2 separate regions of the Homo sapiens genome follow, and region 1 is linked to region 2. A link is an interaction called in ENCODE POLR2A ChIA-PET data of the cell type or tissue named here. Cell type or tissue: PC-9. All regions are shown on one strand. Each heading gives the region's core, and the rest is flanking DNA. Links, peaks and the distances in the headings are about the cores only. Region 1 overlaps LOC101927200 (a long non-coding RNA gene). Region 2 overlaps TOX2 (TOX high mobility group box family member 2).

The links. Peaks named below come from ENCODE experiments on the same cell type or tissue, not always from the same donor. Only the 100,000 strongest peaks of a DNase experiment are listed, where the experiment ranks them.
Region 1: POLR2A ChIA-PET joins it to region 2 with 26 read pairs; 3 of 35 experiments call an interaction of 5 or more read pairs at or near these places.

The regions. Positions count from the first base shown.
Region 1 is chr20:43,778,757-43,785,126 of GRCh38, forward strand. All of the region lies in intron 1 of LOC101927200 (a long non-coding RNA gene), which reads left to right. Among named protein-coding and RNA genes, the nearest start is that of GTSF1L, 55 kb to the left of the region's middle. In PC-9, for the core only: no CTCF peak of the experiment used is centred there; a DNase peak (open chromatin) is centred at 3,605; H3K27ac peaks cover 1,509 bases.
Region 2 is chr20:44,014,368-44,020,737 of GRCh38, forward strand. The region is part of intron 3 of TOX2 (TOX high mobility group box family member 2); the gene reads left to right. Among named protein-coding and RNA genes, the nearest start is that of TOX2, 100 kb to the left of the region's middle. In PC-9, for the core only: no CTCF peak of the experiment used is centred there; a DNase peak (open chromatin) is centred at 3,974; H3K4me3 peaks cover 321 bases; H3K27ac peaks cover 1,314 bases.

The DNA of each region.
Region 1 (6,370 bases), core at 2,541-5,040, 240 kb before region 2:
ACCAAGATTTTACTATTTTACAAGATTTTCCTTAATATTACTATTTTAAGCAATGCTTTAAAAAACAATGCAAAAAATTCGTTGTAAACAAAATATCCAAACTTTAAGGTGGGATCCAACCCTGCGCTTGTGTAACTTGGCCACACTCATCTCACTCTTGTCTTGGCCCCATCACATCCTGCTTCAATGTACTATTTTGAGATTTTAGTCATCTTGGCATTAATTTTTATTTTAAAAATTATTTTGGCAAAATATTGTTTATCTTGATGACTGAGATTTTGAGCACCTTCCTTTAAATTTTTTGCTCAAGGCAAGTGCTTGACTCATTTCACTCTAGTCCAGGTCCTGCCCCTATGCCTCTCAATGATCAGGTTAATATATTCATTCAGTAAATGTTAATTAAGTGTCTACCATGTAGGTACTTGGTAGACAACATAACTTGCCCCATGGGTGTCCATCCTCCTCATTCCCTGGTCAGCCCATTGTTCAAGAGACTTACCACCATGTTGCCACAGCAGTATGCATGTATCCGACACTAAGACTTCCTGGGCTGTCCCCTCTGCTCAGTGCTGGATGTTCCAGCAGCAGATGTCTTCACCAAGTCCTCAATGAGGTGCCATAGCACACTGAGGGGATCTGGTGGCTGGTTGATTAATAGGTCCCCATTTGCTATGGAGGGGAAACAATTTGTTCTTACCAGAATAGACACATGTCCTGGATTTTCATTTCCATTATGGCCTGGCAGCATCACCATCCATGAACTTGTGAAATGTGTCTTCATAGCCACAGTGTTCCCTTGGGCCACAGCAAGTGCAGTGAGGAAATGGGCTTGTGCTCACGGAATTTGCTATTTTTACCATGCAGACATGAAGTGGCTAGCTTAGTAGAAGGATGAAGTGGCCCACTGAAGACTCAGCTCTGCCACCTTTAATGCTGGGCTACTCTTGTGCAGGACATAGTAGTATATGCTCTGAAGCAGCAACTAGTATCTGATGTGTTGTCTTCCATGACCAGAATACATAGATCCTCTCCCTTGACTCTGAGTTGCATCTACTCGGAGATCCTGAATTACACCAGAGACCACTGCTTGCCCAAGTCCTGTTTCTCTACCCAGCAGTCCAGCTTCCCAAGCTGCATTCCTGTATTGAGGGCACCTACCATTTCTCACTGTCTCCTCCTTCTGGCAGTGAGGCATATCCCCCAGACTTTTGGGAGTAGCTTGGACTCTAGCTTTAAGATGGAGGACACCAGAACCGGGACACTTCTGTTGACCTCATGGTGCTCATGCTTTCCCACTAGAGACTCTGACATCCAGATCCTCTATGTAGCCCCATAGTTTGCTCTGAGTATGCTATGTACAGGAGTATAGGTTGTGCACTGCACAAGTCCATAGGACACCATTCAAATGGAATAGATATGAACAGTGCCCTTGGAGCTGTGCAATGCAGAAGGCTTGCCCGAGCAGTTAGGCTTAAGGAACTTGCACCAACATATTGAAGGAAGGGGGCATGGCAAAGTGACACTGGTGCCTAAATTAATGTGGTGATAAAACAACAACGACATTTATTTAATGTTTTGAAGCATTGTGCTTAGCCTTTTACATTGATCATCTCAGTTAATCCTTACAAGAGCTCTGTTAGGTAATATTAATATCATCCTCGTATTACAGATGGGGAAACTGAGACTCAGTGAGGTTGGGTAGCTTGCCAAGGACACACAGCTGGAAAGTGGTAGAGCCAGGATTTGAACCCAGGAAGGTTAACTCCCCAGCCTTTGCACATGATCCAGCACTGGTTGTATTGCTGACTTCATTTCAAGACTGGGAGCTGGATCCACTTCTCAGAAGAACCTAAGACCTTGCCAGGATCCTAAACACGTTATGGGGGAAAGAGATTTAGAACTAGGCAAATGTGGATCAAAGCCATGCTTCACCATTTACCAATGCAACTTTGGCCTCATCCCATCATCTCTCTGAGCCTCCATTACCTGTTCCAATTTGCCTGTAATTGCTAGAAGGTATTGCACACTTACTGGATGTCAGGCACAGCTAAGAACTTTAACCACATGACCTCCTTCAGCCCTTTCTGATAGGACCCTGGCCTGCAGGGACATCCACTTGAGAACATGTGTTAAAAGGACTTTCAAAGTATCACCATGTGATATGGTTTGGCTCTGTGTCACCACCCAAATCTCATCTCGAATTGTAATCCCCATGATCCCCACATGTTGAGGGAGGGACCTGTAGGAAGTGATTGGATCACAGGGATGGCTTCCCCCATGCTGTTCCAGTGATAGGAGGGAGTTCTCGCGAGAGCTGATGGTTTTAAAAGTGCTTGGAAGTTCCCCCTTTGAAGCATTCTCTCTCCTGCCGCCATGTGAAGAAGGTGCTTGCTTCCCCTTCTGCCATGATTGTAAGTTTCCTGAGGCCTCCCCAGCCATGGGAAACTGTGAGTCAGTTAAACCTCTTACCTTTATAAATTACCCAGTTTTGGGTATTTCTTTATACAGTGTGAAAACAGACTAATACACCATTCCATGCACACATGTTCGTTGGCAAGAGTGACAGTTGCTGAGTCTACTGAGCCCTGACTTACACGAGGTGTTCTGCTAAGTGGTTACATGCAGCATCTTGGTTACCCTTGCAGTTACTGCCACTTTCAGAGGCATCTGAACTGAGGCTCAAAGATGTGAAATAACATTCTGTGGGCCACAAAGCTAACAGGTGGTGGGGCTGGTTTTTTTTTAACTGAGTCAGGCTTATTGCAAAGCCCATGCTCTTAAGTGTTGCTACCCAAAGGCCTCTCTGGATGGTCTTTCCTCACGGGGCCCCTTCTCAAATGCTGGAGATTAATTTAAATGCCAATTTGATAGGTGAATGATGGTATCTCAATATTTTAATCTGTGTAATGTAGATTTCCAATGGTATTAACTTTGCTCTGTCACCCAAGTTGAAGTACTGTGGTCACTGCAACCCAGGTCCCTGCATCCTGTCTCCCGAGTAGCTGGGACTACAAGCGTGCACCACCACACCCAGCTATTTTTTTTTTTCTGTAAAAAATGGGGTTCTGCCATATTGGCCAGGCTGGTCTCAAACCCCTGGCCTCAAGGGATCCTCCTGTTTCTGCCTCCCATACTGCTGGGATTACAGGCATGAGCCACTGTACCTGGTAGCAATTAACTACTTCTTCTTCTTTTTTTTTTTTTTTAAAGCGAAATCAAGTTTATTAAGAAAGTAAAAGAATAAAGGAATGGCTACTCCATAGGCAGGGTAGCCTCGAGGGCTGCTGGTTGGTTATTTTTATGGTTATTTCTTGATCATATGCTAAATAAGAGGTGAATTATTCATGAGTTTTCCGGGAAAGGGGCAGGCAATTCCTGGAACCGAGGATTACTCCTCTTTTTAGACCATATAGGGTAACTTTTGGATGTTGCCATGGCATTTGTAAACTGTCATGGTGTTGGTGGGAGTGTCTTTTAGCATGCTAATATATTATAATTTGCATATAATGAGCAGTGAGGATGACCAGAGGCCACTTTCATCCCCCTCTTGCTTTTGGTGGGTTTCAGCTAGTTCTTTACCACATCCTGTTTATCAGCCGCTCTTTGTGGCCTGTATCTTGTGCCAACCTCCTATCTCATCCTGTGACTAAGAATGTCTAACCTCCTGGGAATGCGGCCCAGCAGGTCTCAGCCTCATTTTACCCAGCTCCTATTCAAGATGGAGTCGCTCTGGTTGGAACCCCCTCCATTTTACAAGGCGATTTTTTTTTTTTTTTTTTTTTTTTGAGACAGAGTTTCACTCTTGTTGCCCCGGCTGGAGCGCAATGGCCCGATCTCACCTCACTGCAACCTCCACCTCCCAGGTTCAAGTGATTCTCCTGCCTCAGCCTCCCGAGTAGCTGGGATTACAGGCATGCGCCACCACGCCCAGCTGATTTTGTATTTTTAGTAGAGACGGGGTTTCTCTATGTTGGTCAGGCTGGTCTTGAACTCCCCACCTCAGGTGTCCCACCTGCCTTGGCCTCCCAAAGTGCTGGGATTACAGGTGTGAGCCACTGCGCTCAGCCATTGCAAGGGGATTCTTAATCCTAAGGGTTGCAGAGGGACGAAGGTACATCTTCTGCAGCTTCTTTAGGCTGAATAGGGGCCACGATATTCCTGCTTAACTATTAGGGTCTCTCGTCTCCAGGGTAGAGAGGCGCTCAGTCAGACAGCATTGGTATGCTGAGGGCCATTCATAACTCCAAAATTTCAACAAAAGGTGATATCCAAAGTCGACCAATTGGTGCTGCAGTCTATTTCCTTTGGGTCAGGGTTCTCTCCAGTATTGTCCCTTTGAGGTTTGCTAGGAAGAGGTTACTGGAAAGGGATTCTGATCTAGACTCCAAAGGAGGGTTCCTGGATCTGGTGCAAGAAAGAATTCAGGGTGAGTCCACAGAGGAAAACGAAAGCAAGTTTATTAAGAAAGTAAAGGAGGCAGGGTGCAGTGGTTCACATCTGTAATCCCAGCACTTTGGGAGGCTGAGGTGGGCAGATCATGAGGTCAAGAGATCAAGACCATCCTGGCCAACATGATGAAACCCCGTCTCCACTAAAAATACAAAAATTAGCTGGGCATGGTGGCGCACGCTTGTAGTCCCAGCTACTCGGGAGGCTGAGGCAGGAGAATCGCTTGAGCCCAGGAGGTGGAGGTTGCAGTGAGCCAAGATCTTGCCATTGCACTCCAGCCTGGTGACAGAGCGAGACTCCGTTTAAAAAAAAAAAAAAAAAAAGAAAAGAAAATGGCTACTCTGTAGGCAGAGCAGCCATGATTAACTTCATAATGCCTTTTGGTCATTCCTATTTTAACTCCTGTGGATTGCAAGGTCGTGTCTTTTGTCCATTTAAAAAACGGGAGTAGGGTGTTGTCCTCTTCATATTGATGGAGAAGAAATTTTAGATCTTATGTTCTTCATTATATGACAAATAGTATTTTTTGAATTTTAATTTTGTTTGTGGTGCTTCCTGATACACAGAAGGTAGGCAGATGACTATAGTCAATATATCAGTTTTTCTTTTTTGAGTCTTTCCTTTTGTCTTTTTCTCCTCTTGCTTGAAAAGTCATACTTCTCTTGATATCAGAAAAAATATTAATCTATATTTTATCCTAGTTTTTCATGGCTTCATTAAAATAATAGCTCTTTGATTGATTTGAAATTTATTTTATTTTATTTTATTATTATTATTTTTGAGACAGAGTCTTGCTCTGTCACCCAGGCTGGAGTGCAGTGGCATGATCTCAGCTCACTGCAACCTCTGCCTCCTGGGTTCAAGCGATTCTCCTGCCTCAGCCTCCCACTTAGCTGAGACTACATGTGTGCGCCACTATGCCCAGCTAATTTTTTGTACTTTTTGTAGAGATGGGGTTTTGCCAGGTTGGCCAGGCTGGTCTCAGACTCCTGGCCTCAAGTGATCTGCCCGCCTTGGCCTCCCAAAGTGCTGGGATTAGAGGCGTGAGTCACCACGCCCGGTTGAAATTTATTTTGATATATGGTATGAAACGCTGAACTTTTTCCTGCCCCAAATTGTTAACGAATTGTTCCTGCATTATTTATTGAGCACCCCAGAAAATTCCCCAGTAATTAATTAATTATTATTATTATTATTTTTTTTGAGATTGAGCCTTGCTCTTTCGCCCAGGCAGGACTGCAGTGGCGCAATCTTGGCTCACTGCAAGCTCCGCCTCCCAGGTTCACACCATTCTCCTGCCTCAGCCTCCTGAGTAGCTGGGACTACAGGCGCCCCCACGGCACCCAGCTAATTTTTTGTATTTTTACTAGAGACAGGGTTTCACCGTGTTAGCCAGGATGGTCTCGATCTCCTGACCTTGTGATCTGGCCGCCTCGGCCTCCCAAAGTGCTGGGATTACAGGCGTGAGCCACTACACCCGGCCTAATTAATTAATTATTTTAGATGGAGTCTCCCTTTGTTGCCCATGCTGGAGTGCAGTGGCACGATCTTGGCTCACTGCCACCTCTGCCTCCCGAGTTCAAGCGATTCTCCTGCCTCAGCTTCCAGAGTAGCTGGACTACAGGTGCGTGCTACCATACTCGGCTAATTTTTGTATTTTTAGTAGAGACAGGGTTTCACCATTTTGGCCAGGCTGGTCTTGAACTCCTGACCTCAAGTGATCTGCTTTCCTCGGTCTCCCAAAGTGCTGGGATTACAGGCATAAGCCACCGTGCCTGGCTGAAATTCTCCATTAATTTAAGTGCCACTTTAATCAATACTAAATTCCTGTGTAGACTCGGGATGGTTTTCAGGCTTATTCTTTCATAGCTATGTCTATTCTTTGACACTGCTTTAATTATTATAATTTTACAACCCATTT
Region 2 (6,370 bases), core at 2,448-4,947:
AAATGGTAGAGTCGCATCATATGAGGGTGTGCACGCAGAGAGGCAAGAATGTGTAGCTAACTTTGTAACCTACCATGATGACATTTTGGGTTTTCTCTGTGCATTTTTGGTTTCTTGGCATACAGTATCATCTAGTAGTCAGGTGTATAGGCTATGTGGTCAGGCTGACCTAAGTTCAAACCCCAGCTCCCCTCCTTGTTACCCCCAACCCTGTGACCCAGATCAAGGGGTTGATCCTCCCTGAGCCTCAGTTTCTTCATCTGTAAATGGAGATATTGTTACCTGCCTCATAGGAGTTTATAAAGAGTCAGCGATCCGATGCAGGTGAAGTGTCACGCATAGGCAATTGGTAAATGTAAGCTGCTCTGTTTATTACTTTAACCACTTTATTGACGGGGTTGGGGTGGCTTCAGCCTCGTCTCTAAGTTTGTCCGGGCTGACCTGCTGCTTACCAACTTTGTCGGGGGCTGAGGTGGCCAGGGATAGTGGGAGGGCCCCAGCTGGGGGACAGGCAGGGGAAGGCATATTAGTTACACTTAGGACCTCGGTCAGGGCTCAGAGCTTAAAAGCAACAGCGGAGTGACAGTTCCACTGCTTGCCAAGAAAGCGGGGGCCCAAGACGCAATGCTTCTTGGCATCGTGACCAAGGGAAGGATCCATCTTAGTCGAAGCAGGGGGTTACCAGGGGCACCTCCGAGTTGGGCTTTTCCAAGGTGCCATGCTTTTGTCTAACGTCCCTCTGGGGATGGAAGTAGGGGGAGCACTGATCTCCCAAATGGGTCTCTGAGGGTCCTAAACAGTGGTAACTAGAGGCCCTGGGCTTCCTTTGTATTTACCAGAGTCCAGATGAAACTCCTGGCCCCTGTTTTTCAGAGGCATTAAGCAAAAGAAATATGTCTTTTTACATTTTATAAAACTCAGAAAAATGGCTTTAAACAGCTTTTGCTCTCCTGCTATAATTATTTATTTTCAAACACTCCTGCAGGGGACCGCTCCGTTTTCTTACCCTGAACTCCTTTTTCTCATAAATGAACCATCACTTCAATAAATCATTATGGAAACAGAGACTAACACCGGCTCTGAAAGGTTGAAAGATTTATGTAACACATTTATGTTTCCCATTTTCTCATTCTGGTACTCGGCTGCAAAAGCTAAGCTAATAAAAGCTGCTATTAATATTTCTTGTTGCCTAGCAACCCCAGAGCGGGAGTAATAGCTTCGGCTAGAAAAATAGATGACCGATAAGGAAAAATTCAATTCTTTTATTATCTCAGGGGGAAATGGCCTTTTACTGGAACATTATGATGTACGAGTGTGAAGTTGAACACAAAAGATTTTTTTGTATGTGTTTGTTTTTCTGTTTTTAATGAACATTATTTTACCTCCACTAACTCTTTTAGGGCACTTTTACTTTTCTTTCGTAAACCCCCCATCCCATCCCTCATGCTTAATTTAGCAGCTACAGTAGTTAAGAATCTGTCGGCGTTCTTTAGTTTAAAAATGGTTTTTGCAAAGGTTTACAACTCGGTCATAAAAATTCACTCCCTGTTAAAACTCAGGCCAGTGATAAGCTAACACGCAGGCTGGTTTTCTGTGAACAGGATCACGTTTGTTGACGAGATAAGATTCATGGTTTTCCCTACAAGAAAGGTCGGAAAGGAACAAAACATGTTCTTTTCCATGTCCCAGTTTTCTTTGGAACCAGGGACACTGTCTCTTTTGAGAACCGTTTGCTCTGCAGTTTGGGATGCGTTCACACTGGGAGAGGATGGGGCACAGATATTCACTGAGCACCTGCTCTGCAGAGCCTTGGTGCCGTTCCCTTCTCCCAGCACCCTTTAAGGTAGGAACCATTAGGGTGCCTATTTTTCAGATGCAGAAACTGAGGCTTAGAGAGGCCAAGGGATCAGGCTGAGGTAGCATCTTTTTTATTTTTAGTAGAGACAGGATTTCACCATGTTGCCCAAGCTGGTCTCGAACTCCTGAGCTCATGCAATCTGCCTGCCTCAGCCTCCCAAAGTGCCAGGATTACAGACGTGAGCCACTATGCCTGGCCTGAAGTAGCATCTTAAACCATGGTGTTTCCCACCTGTGTTCTTTAGCGCAGGGGTTCCCAACCTCGGCACCACTGACATTTTGGGTGGGATGATTCTCTGTTATTGGGGGTGTCCTGTGCCTTGTAGGATGTCTAGCAGCATTCCTGGCCTCTACTCACTATTCCTGGCCTCTAGTAGCACTACCCTAGTCAAAATAAAAACGAAAAATGTCTCTAGACCTTGCCAAACATCCCCTGGGAGCAAAATCACCCCTGGTTGAGAGCCTCCGCCTGCTGTTCGCTCTGCTGAGAAGGCTGTTCCACCTTGTCCACCCAGTGAACTCCTATTCCTGTATGAGGACCCAGTTCAGAAGTTATCTTCTCACAGAGGCTGCCTGGATGCTCTGGGCTGGAACGAGGGTGAGGCATGTGAGATGCGTGCCTCAACCATAAAATTTAAAGGTGTGTCCAAAAAGTCATCAAGATAAAAATAGTGTTTTAACGAAATATTTTGAAAAGGCAAGATTAACACAGAAAACCATGATGAACAACATATCAGAAATGTAAATTAAGGTGGGATCAGTCTGAATTCATGGCAATATGTGGTTGTGCATTTACCAGGGGCCACCAGCCTGGGATGGCCTGAAGGCTGGGCCTGGGCCTTGTGTCTTTCTCTGGCCCCAGAATCTAGCAAAGGGCCTGGTTAGCAGGTGACCTTCAATGTCTGTTTATTAATTACTGAATGAATGGGAGAAGGGAATTACTTGTCCAGGGTCACATAGCCAGAAAAAGGATAGAGCTGGGACTTGAACCTGGGCCTCTGACTCTAAGCCCAGTTCTTCCTGCACCCGCCTGGCTGAGTATGAGTATGGGGTGAATCTTTGTTGTCCGCTGAGTAGGGACCTAAGCTGTGGACGATTGAAAGATGCTCTGGGGTGCTCACCGTCTAGGAGTGGCGGGCAGGGAACAGTGGCCGTGATTTCAGCTTGGTGTCAACCCGGCTTTCCCTGGGGCTGTTATTTCGGCTTCACCACCTCTGTGCCAGGCGAGAGCTGACGTGGGCAGCTCAGTGACATGTGGAGCATCCCCAAGAACATCACGATGGCCAGCCCCTTGCAGCACTGCTCATGCCCATGGGGCCAGATGCTTCACCTTGGCCTTTGGAGGTCAAGAACCACACCTTATTTGACCTTGTATCCTCTCAGTGAACTTTTCCTAAAGGAATGGGTGAATTATTTATAACTGTCATGTAACATTTATTTAGCAGTTACTATGGAACTGGCACCTACTTAAACCCTTTCTATTTATAATCTCACTTAATCCTTGACCCTGAGAAGGAGGTACTGTTATTGTTGCCATTTTACAGATGAGAAAACAGAGGCACAGAGGGGTAAATGACTTGGCTACACAGTTATCAAAATGATGGTGCCAGGAATTGAACCCAGGCAGCCCGACTCCCCAGCCTGGGCTCTCCATATCTAGCCCATGTAGCCTTCCAAAATGAATGAGTGAATGAGCAAGGCAGTGAGCGGGACAAGATGGAGACCCACTTTATCTGCCCAGCTCTGAGTTGAGCTATTCATATTCATAAATAATCTCAACATGAAGTGTGAGGCACTTGCAGCTTGGAACAAGAAATGGAAGAAGTGCTGAGCTCAGGGGACTGTCCCGGCACCGAAGGCTTCCTGGAGGGGGTAGCCTTGGGGGCCAGAGGACAGTGGGAAAGCCTGAGAGGAAGAAATTTCATATGTGCATGGACCTCCCTGTTCAGACCTGATCACCACCCCTTCCGCTGAAATTCATAAAACAATTTGTGATGTTTTATGGTTGCTCAGCTGCCCTCTGGTACCCACCCTTTCCATCCCCTGCTGGGCTCCTAATCAGAGCACTCGAGGCTGAGTGCAAGGGCCAGGTGTTTAACTTCCACTCCAGGCAGCATGCCAAGCCTAACAGGGTATGAACTCTGAGAGCTGCTCCTGAGTCATGAGGGAGAATTAAGGGAAAATCGCAGCGACATTCGTCAGCTGCAGCCTCGATATTACTGGGTGTAATGGCTCTTTCCTCCGAGTGCATATTCAGGACCATGTTTGGGAAAATGAGCTTTTAATGTACCGTCGGCATTGCTGAGAAGCCATCTTTGGCTCCGCAGAATGTCTGGAGCACATAAAACTTGAGATTTATTGGAGTCATTTTCCCCCTGCTCTGCCTGGATAATAAAAAGTCAGTCTCATGAGCTCTCTTTCTCTCATCTTGTGGCTTTGTCCATTTAGAACTCGGAGCCTTTATAAAAGGCAGCAAGACAAATACAGCTCATCTAAATATTAAAGCTCCAGGAGAGAGTGTCGGGGGACTATGGAAGACTGGAGGCTGGGAGCGTTTCCAGGACAAGCGCGCCCCATCAGAGATTTAAGCTCAGCAGCTGTGTTGGGCTGGGGCCCGGGCTATGGTGGTGGCAGCTGCTTGCCCAAGCAGTAGCACTTAACTGGGAGTCTGGGGTCCTGGGTGCCTGTTCTACCCCAGTGGGTGACCTTGGGTGAATTACTGTCTCTCTCAGAGCCTCAAGTAAGATGGAGCTGATGCTGTCTACTCCACAGAGTGTGGGAATCAAACGTGCCAATGAATATTTCTGATGCTTTGCTTCATGTGTGGCATGTAGCAGGTGTCTGAAAAAGGTTTGTTGACTGACTGACTGACTGACTGACTGACTGAAAAATGAATGAATGAATGAATGAATGAAAAATAAATGCCTCTGTAAACACCTCAAACATCATTTTTGGAGACTAAGTTACATGGGGACCCTATAGCATCTTCTGTCTTACACAGCAGTCTGCTTCATATCTTCTAACCCTCCTGTTGACTTTAAGGGAGATAGAATTCTGCTCATTTACAGATGTGTTCCCAAGACCTAAAGGGAAGGTGGCTTGTCCAAAGACACACAGCTAGGAAGTGGTGAAGACAGGATGGGACCCTGATTCTTTTGACCCCAAGTGCTTTATGTCCTCAACACAAAAACATCCCTCACCCTATCCTTGGCCCAGGCCTCTGAGCTGGGATGGTGGGCAAAGGTGGGACCCTTGCCCCTGTCTCCCTATCGAGTGTGGGTGTTGGTCAAAGCTCTCAGCTGAGACAGGGTTAGGAGGGCAAAAGTGTTGGTTTAATGGCTCTGTCTCCAAACTCCTGGTAGCAAGGAAAAAGGGAAGGAATATCAGGTGAGTAGTCAGAACCTGTCATAGGGTGTGTGTGTTGGGCAGAGCTGTGGGACTGGGATGCTGGAGCCCTGAGGAATCTCTAACTAACTAACTAAGCATGGTTAGTTCTTCCTGTCATCCCGGAAACTGATAACAAGACCGCGAGTCAGGAAGCCTGGGTTTAACTTCCTGTCTCTGCCACCACTAAGAGATTGTGGGAGACAAGTCACTTTCCTTCCGGCCTCACTTTCTTCACCTGTTGAATGGACAAAACCTAAATCACCCCAGGGAGTTGTGGAAAGGATCAAGGGAGAGGGGGCTTCTAAAGCATTTCATGAATGAGCTCCTCAAGAGATTCAAGTCTCTGGAGGGTGTGGATCACAGCCGGCTCAGGAGAGCCCCGGGATTAGGAGGTAGGGCTCCAAGGTCAGGCAGCATCAGCTGCACATGTAACCAGCTGTGCGACCTCAGCCAAGCTGTTTAACCTCTCTGTGCCACAGTTTCCTCCCAGGGTTGTTGTGAAGAGTAAATGAGACATTAGAGATGCTATCTGGAGCCGCGCTAGAGGGAGGTCTGCCTGGTCCCACAGGCAGCACTGCAGCGTGGATTAGGCCACGGAGTTGCTGGCATTTGTTCCCCAGTGTGAACTGTGAATCAGTCATGGGTCACAGGCCAGAAGTAGGTGGAGCTCCTGCATAACTTCCTACGTAAGACGGCCCCCCAAGGGAGGGAGAGCATTAGGACAAATACCTAATGCATGCGGGGCTCAAAACCTAGATGACAGGTTGATAGGTGCAGCAAACCACCATGGCACATGTATACCTATGTAACAAACCTGCACGTTCTGCACATATAACCCGGAACTTAAAGTAAAATTAAAAATAAAAATAAAAATAAAAAGATGGCCCCTCTTGGCCAAGGGCAGTTCTCGAGAAAGGGGCAGGTGTGTGCCTTTGGCAGCCACACTCCCAGCAGGGGATCCAGCAAGACAGACTACTGCTGAGCTGCTTCTGGAAACGTGATCCTAAGGCCAGCAGCAGCAGCATTGCCTGGGGACCTGTTAGAGATGCAGATTCTCAGGCCCCTCCCTAGACCTGGTGACTGGGAGACTCGGCTGGGCCCAGCAGCCCATGCCTAACCACGCCTC